Linked DNA regions of Homo sapiens: region 1 is linked to region 2. A link is a loop called in an ENCODE intact Hi-C map of the cell type or tissue named here. Cell type or tissue: heart right ventricle. All regions are shown on one strand.

What was found. A loop is a pair of places that touch in the nucleus more often than their neighbours do. Peaks named below come from ENCODE experiments on the same cell type or tissue, not always from the same donor. Only the 100,000 strongest peaks of a DNase experiment are listed, where the experiment ranks them.
Region 1: it touches region 2 in a loop (4-fold over the local background); 12 of 110 quality-filtered maps call a loop at or near these places.

The regions. Positions count from the first base shown.
Region 1 is chr10:10,909,199-10,913,198 of GRCh38, forward strand. It overlaps a transcript of CELF2 not described here. Among named protein-coding and RNA genes, the nearest start is that of LINC00710, 41 kb to the right of the region's middle. In heart right ventricle, no CTCF peak of the experiment used is centred here; DNase peaks (open chromatin) are centred at 1,997 and 2,373; H3K4me3 peaks cover 977 bases; H3K27ac peaks cover 3,109 bases.
Region 2 is chr10:10,823,100-10,827,099 of GRCh38, forward strand. It overlaps a transcript of CELF2 not described here. Among named protein-coding and RNA genes, the nearest start is that of LINC00710, 130 kb to the right of the region's middle. In heart right ventricle, a CTCF peak has its summit at 1,619; a DNase peak (open chromatin) is centred at 1,655; H3K4me3 peaks cover 516 bases; H3K27ac peaks cover 3,380 bases.

The sequences.
Region 1 (4,000 bases), 86 kb after region 2:
GTCCTTTTGACTGAGGTCACCGCAGCCACACTGCTGCCTAAAAGGGAGCAAATCTGTTCCTCACTTCAGGGTATCTGGGGGAGGCAAGAGAGGCTGTGTCCTTAGAAATGGTTTGTGTCCCTCAGAACCTTCATAGTACCTGGTAGGAGGAAATAATGTGGCCCCTACTTCATCACAGACAGCGGAAGTCCAGGGGCTAGGGTATCTTATCTCTTCATCTTTTCCATCAAACCACTTCATTCTGGATGGAGTCTTTCTGTGGCCGTCACAAAACTGCTTGTTCTTCTCCATGGTTTCTCTCTCCACCAGAACCTCCCGTGTTCCTTCTGCCCTGGTAGCTCTCACACAGACTCCTCTTTGAAGACCGTGGCTTTTGTGTTTTCATTTCTCAGAAAGAGAAGGAGCATCTCTAAGACAAAAATCTTCTTCCTCTTGTCCATGTTATCTGCTTTCTCAGTCACAAATATTGGCATTGGCTGTTAGGCGAATGAAGTCCCTTGATATCTGTTTCAGCAAAAACTCCCTTCCTGCCCTCCCCAAAAGGGAATCAGTGAAATGAGGTGGATAAAATCTCTTCCCATTACTTGTCATTATGTATTCATTTGTGTAAGTATTTGTGGCTGTGTCTTCTCCAGTAGACAGACAGCCTCATGAAAGAGGGGGCTCATGTTTATAAAGTTTCCTGTCTAATAATATCCAGCATGTAGAGATGGACACACAGTAGGAGGTGTAGAAATGTGTGTTGAACAAATGAATAAATGCTAATGAATTCAATACCAATACTTGTTGGTTGATGGATTAGGCCATTAGTCAAACATCACAATGCAGGCTGGTATTTGCAAATCCCTCTTTGATCCAGAAATTATCAAGAGTAGAGATGATTTTCTCTAATTAAGAGGACTTATTAGTGATATTATGTCCCTGGGAACTAATAGAGAAAAATTGGGCATTATTGCAAAATAGGCATCCTTTTAAACGAACTTATATAAAATTTTTGTTTTTGATTAATAATTATTTTGGTGTGTTTTTCCTTAAGAAGCCACGTATGAATTGCAGTGCAGCTTAGAGCACAATAATTCAGCAATATTAACTGCAGAGTTCTTTAATAAACTGATCCTCTCCCACTTGTACAAGCATATGATTTGAAAAAAATACACTTCTGTTGGTTTGTTTTGGAGAGATGTCACTTTGTTCACAAAGCTTTAAAGAAACACAGGCCAGTGCAGTAGTTCATGCCTGTAATCCCAACACTTTGGGAGGCCGAGGTGGGCAGATCATTTGAGTTCATGAGTTTGAGACCAGCCTGGCCAACATGGTGAAACCCTGTCTATACTAAAAAATACAAAAATTAGCCAGGCATGGTGGCATGCTTCTGTCATCCCAGCTAGCTACCTGGGAGGCCGAGGCAAGAGAATCGCTTGAACCTGGGAGGCAGAGGTTGTAGTGAGCCGAGATCGTGCCACTGCACTCTAACCTGGACTACAGAGTGAGACTCTGCCTCAAAAAAAAAAAAAAAAAAAAGAAAAGAAAAGAAAAAGAAACACAAGTAAATGTCTCGCATGTGCATTGTCTGTTTTTTCGGTTTTTGCTTTGACTTTTGCTTTTCAGTTCTGGGAGTACAAGTTGGTAAGTGAAACTTCATGTGACATTTCTAGGCTCTGAGACTATCTTCAAGAGCTGGTTACATTTGCGACTGCCAAAGTCTAAATGAGTGACTTTCAATGAGCAGGAATTGTTACTAACAGCCGAGTCAGGTACTTAGCGGCTCACATTGTCTAACTGTGGTAGAATTACAGAGCATATGGTGTATGATGCTTAACATGCAAACCCAAGCCTGCATAGGGAACATCCTCATAATGCCACTAGCAGTGTCCAAGACAGGCCTCCTCTTCTTGGGTGGGTTTCTGAGCTGCGTCTGAAGAGGACATTTCTGAAAGAAAGCAAACATAAGCCCTTCCCACTATCTCGAAATGACGGAAGGGACACCAGTGCCATTTGCACACTGGCTTCCCTTACAGATGCCAGCCAGGGCCGGATGGGCTCCTCTGCGGAGGTGATTAAGAGAAACCTTTGGCAGTTTGATTTTCAAGGCACTTGAGCACAAGGGCAGGGACAAAGGCACACACTTGTGGCTCTTTTATAGAAAGAATACTAAAATAATACAAGTAAATTGTGAGCCAAATAAAATCATAGCAAGGACTCTCAACAGGACTCCCCAAGTGAAAATGAAAGATGATCAGGAAGAGGCTGTATGTGTCAGTGATTAGATTCAATGAACCTGAACTGCAGCGATGCCTCTGACGGCTCCGACTGCAGGCCTGCCTCCTATCAGATGGAAGTGGCTCGTTCCAAGCACCGCGCAGTGCATTCCTGAGTATTGACTAAGGGATTTGTGCATGGGAGACCGGTTTCCCCACGGCAGCGCCTCTCCGCAAGCCTGGGCCTGGGGCCTGTCCGGACCTCCGTCCAGGCAGCGAAATCCCAAAAGTGTATGCAGTGATTTAAAGAGTAACTCCGCCTCCTGGACTTTATCTTGAAATCTGAGAGGTAGAGAAAGTTTCGTTCCTATGAATGTAGGCTAGGCAGAAGGAACTTACAGGAGCGCTCTTGGGAAACTGTTCTGAAAGCAGAACCACATCTGTGAATGTAGCTGGCTCATATTGCAATCATTTCCACCCAGGAATAGATCTGAGAGGCTGGCCTCTGTAGCGATGTAAAGTATCTCTTGTCGAAACCTACAGTTTTCTAAGTGATGTGGTGAGTTTATTTAAGGGTCTTGTTTTAGCTGATCAGCATTTTGAATGTACAAACACAGGCTGCCCTTCTTTTCTCTTAAATTACAACAATACCTAGTATCACCTGTTTCATACAGCAGGTACCCCGTAAATCTTGAGGAGAAGAAAGAAATGCAGTAGTGCAAAGGAAAGAAATGAGCATAAGAAAGGGAGGTGAGGATGGAAGCGGTTGCATTTAATGCAGTCACATATTCACAGAGTCACCGCATCAGAGAGGTCTCCCAGGACCACCCTGCATAAAATTACAGCCTCTGCCACCCTGCTTTTACTTTCTACCCCGCTACCTTGCTTCATCCTTCATAACATATTCTATATAATGTAGGAATCAATATTCATTTGCTTGTTTGGTTTTTGTCTATCTCCCACTTCTAGAATGTGAAGTTCCTAACAATGGGACTTACTTTTTTTTTTGAGATGCTCTGTCTCCAGGCTGGAGCGCGATCTCGGCTCACTGCAACCTCCACCTCCCAGGTTCAAGCGATTCTCCTGCCTCAGCCTCCCGAGTAGCTGGGACTACAGGCATGCACCACCATGTCCAGCTAATTTTTCTATTTTTAGTAGAGAGGGGGTTTCACCATATTGGCCAGGGTGGTCTTGATCTCTTGACCTTGTGATCTGCTTGCCTCGGCCTCCCAAAGTGCTGGGATTACAGGCGTGTGCCAGTGCGCCCAGCCAACGGGGCTTTTTTTGTTGCTGTTGTTCATTTGCTATAGCAGAAGCCAGAAGGGGTGCAGGAGTATACAGCATAGATAACATATCTGTGGCTTACGCATACTCCCCTGTTGTTCACATCCTGATGAAAAGCATGGGCTCCGGAGCTGGGATGCTTGGGCTGTGTTCAAATCCTGACTCTATCTGTCATTGCCTGCATGGCCTTGGGAAGTAACATAACATTCTTTTGTCTCATTTTTCTCGTCCTAACCATGGTGTAGTGATAGTAACTACTTCGTGAGGCTTTTCTAAGGATTAAGTGAGTGGACGCCTGTAAATGGCCTGGAATAGTGGCTGGTGTTAAAGAAGATTCCATTTGATGTGAACAGTTCCATGAATGTGTGTGTGCAATTGTAGATTTCACCATGTGAGAATAATTACTTGTGTTTGTATACAGACACACACACACACATTTTGATGTTTTAATCATGAGTGAAAATCAAGGAGGAATAAAAGTAGGAGAGAAGACATGAAGGCCAAAAAGAATGAAAACA
Region 2 (4,000 bases):
TAATTTAATTCTTCTGTAGTTTTCTTTTTTAAAAAATCACAATTAGAAAGGACTTTTTAAAGCTTTTTATGTGCATAGAAAGAAACAGAAAAAATATAGGTATGGCCTGTACCTTCTAGTGCTCTAGTTATAAATATAAATTCATAGTGAGTCTGTAGTTGAATATCACATATTAATTAAGTAAAAATTCCGTATCTGAACATTGTCTCACAGCATCTTGGTTGCTGGGTCTGCATTTGCAGGCGTTCCCAGGGTTGTGGGATGAGCTGAGAGTAAAGATCTGGGCACTCGCAGGAATGGAAATTGGGATCTGGCTGTAGGAATGGCTATTCCTTAACACACTGTGTGACCTTTCAAGTTCAAGGATTCCCTCAAACTGGCATACAATGCTTTCTAAACTGTAGGTGACAGAAATAACATAAGGGCTTTTGTTATCTGAGCTGTGTCTGTATGTGTATCTGTGTATGCATGTTTTCTTATGCACAAAAAAAAATAGAATGGCTGAATTATGTTAAATGTAAAAAACATCAACATAATTTTTATTCATTTAAAAATACTAACCTAAATGCGGCAGAGATAATCGTATTAATAAATTTTTATAAGTATGGATCTCACCTGCTATTTAATCATTGCAAGCCAAACAATGTTCTAAACATTTGACATCTATGAGCTTATTTAATTCTTGCAACGACCCTGTAAAGCAAGTATTATTCTTATACCCATTTTATATATGAGAAAAAGCATAAAACTTGTTCAAACACACCATTAATGTTTAAGTATGTATGCTTATTTCAGATCGTGTGTGTGTGTACGTGTGGATAGATGGGTAGATAGCTGAATGGATGAATGGATAGATAGATCTAGCAGATGATAGATAGATAGATAGATACATAGATACATAGATACATAGATAAATAGATGATAGATAAGAGAGAGAGAGAGAGATGTTTGTTTTACAGAAGATAGAATCAAAGCTAGCTGCAACTGAGAGATAAAAGTTCATTTTCCCTTCTAATACCATTTGGAATTTGTTTCTATTATACAACAAATTTTAGCCATTAAAGTTTAAAAATAGAAAGTCTGGTATATTAAAATCTATGCAAGAACTTTACGAAAGCCTTTTGTTTTCTCTTCCAAATAATGAGCTGTGTTGTCTGAGCCAGCCATACCCAAGAATGTTATTAATAGTGTGTGATTTTCAAAATGTATTTATTTATTTGGCCAACAAAAACAGGGTTTCCTAGAATTTTCCATTTGTCTCATCTCACAGTACCTCTCACCTCTCAGTTTTATCCACAAAACCCCCCAAATTCAAATGCATATCTGGAACCTGACATCTTCAACCAAGACTCTGCAGAGAAAAGAATAAAATGAAGTAAAACTTAAGGATGTTTGAGATCCTTGTCAAACCATCCTTCAGTGCTCATCTGAGATTTTCCCCTTTCCCTGCCCCCATGGCTCTTGGATAATAGTTATGCACATTCTCTAACTGGAGCTTTAACCCTATTAATGTTGAACCATACTTTTGGTAAGAATACAAAGTGTAAACCCACTTAAAGTGACTCCTTTCTTAAGCAATGTCAGAAATATTTAGTCTCTGTTGCTGCACAGACTGTGCGTGAATTGCAGCCAGAGGTCAGCTCAGATATGCGCTTGCACATTCAAGCTGCCAAAAAACATAAGAACATATTTAGAACAATGAATTGTTAAGTTGAAGCTTTCAATTCTCATGGAACGTTAACTCTCCAGCACTCATCGACACCTCTTTGAGCCTCTGATTAAGAAGGAAAATCAGGAAAAGAACATGGACCTGGGCCACCTAATGGAAATATTTCATCAGGCAGTGACCTTTGTGTTTGTCATTGTTTGTCCTCTCTGTTTCCCGGGGCATACTGTTTTAATAAGCGTTTGTAATTATAATCTACACAAGCGTCTTAATAGTTTCCAAAGATACTTGGAAACTCATTGGGGCTGTTTCACAATCGGAAATTGATGTTTATTTGGAGATGACTATGGTAGGATCCTGAGCTCCAGCCTCCCTGTCTGATTTGAGTGGGGTTTTGGAGGGAAGGATACCGATTTTTTTTGTTGTTGTTTTTTTGTTTTTTGTTTTTTGTGTTTTGTTTTTGAGACGGAGTCTCGCTCTGTCACCCAGGCTGGAGTGCAGTGGCGCGATCTCGACTCACTGCAAGCTCCGCCTCCCAGGTTCACACCATTCTCCTGCCTCAGCCTCCCAAGTAGCTGGCACTACAGGCGCCCGCCACCAAGCCCAGCTAATTTTTTGTATTTTTTAGTAGAGACGGGGTTTCACTGTGTTAGCCAGGCTGGTCTTGATTTCCTGACCTTGTGATCTGTCCACCTCGGCCTCCCAAAGTGCTGGGATTACAGGCATGAGCCACCGCGCCCAGCTGGATACCGATGTTTTAAGTGTCCAATGGTGATAGCAAGATTCCTGTGTTCCCATAAACTTTCATAATGGTAAAGCTAATATTTGCACATGTGCTTAAATGTGCCTGTCATTTTTGCTTTGTAGGGGTCAGTCTTTACTGGATTTGGTCAGCAGCCATCTAGGTATCCGGAGTGTTGGTGGACTTCTCTGCAAAGTAATATAGCAGCAAAGAGTCCTGAGCCTCCCAGGCTGTGTCCCCACCTGCCTAGAGGACTCTGAGTAAATTCCTTTCTCTCCCAAGGCCTCAGTTTCCTTATCTGCAAAATGATAAAATTAGACCAGATTATCTCTCAGGTCTGAAGCTGTGATTAAAAGATGCTTGTGAAGCCATGTCCAAAGATCATCTTCATGAGTGGGTTACTCAGACATAGATCTTTTAAGAATAACAATAATATTATCTATATCCAATGAGCGTATACTCTCTGCCAGGAGCTGTACTAAGACTTCAAATCTCTGATATTAATCCTTACAGCAGGACTAGGAATAGAGTCAGATAAAGGGGCTGTAGAGCCAAACAAATGCCAGAGTAATCAAACCATAAGAGGGTTGATTTCTAATATATTATTCCTATTTTCACTAAATAAATATATGCCAATATTTAACTAATAGTGATTGGATGGGGCAAAAAAAAAACAATCCTTAGTTTTTCCTGGATGCCCATTTCTCTTGGTATGGCTCTCCTTTGAATATTATTCACATTCAGCTGATGAGGAAATCAAGGATCATGGAGGCTGTGTAACCTGCTTAGTTATTCATCTAGCTGTGGTCAAGATGGACTTCAAATTCACGTATACCACTGTCCATGACTCATGGTCTCAGACACAATGGTTTATGACTAAGGTTCTGGGATTTATCAAATAAAAATACAGGACATCCAGTTAAATTTGAATTTCAGATAAGCAATAAATAATTACTGAGTGTGAGTATGTCTCAAATATTGCATGGGCTATGCTTATGCTAAAAAAAATCACTTGTCATTTGTCTGAAACTCAAATGTAATTGGGAATCCTGTATTTTTGTCTGACAATCCTGTCTATGACAGAACCCAGTGATGGAAGCTGCATCTCTGTGCTTTACTAAATACTGTGAGTGGACAGAAGGTTCTATCTCTGAGAAGTTCGAGATCCAGATGATGAAATGGAAACAATAGATACAGTGAAAATGGAAATACCCATGAGAGCACCTGAGTTGCCTTCAAAGATAAAGAATGCTTTGTTCTAGGGGCTCTGTTTTGTATTTTTGTCTCTCAGGTCCAGAATTTGCATTGCTGTTTGTGCAAAGTAATCAAGAGAAGCAGAATTATAGAATTTCCATGTAGGGAGTGGCTAGCCTTTAGAATCCAGAGATGTGGATGTCTTAATGTACAAATGAGGCCGTGAACTGTGCACAGAGTCATAACTGGTTGGGAATAAAATGCAGTGTTGTGACTTCCTTCCCTGGGATCTTTCAGGGAATGAGGTGTGAAGGAATGCTCTAGATAGGATAGAATTAATCAAGTAGGACTAAGTAATTCTGCGCCCTCCTGGAAATTTTATTGAGATCAAAGAGGGT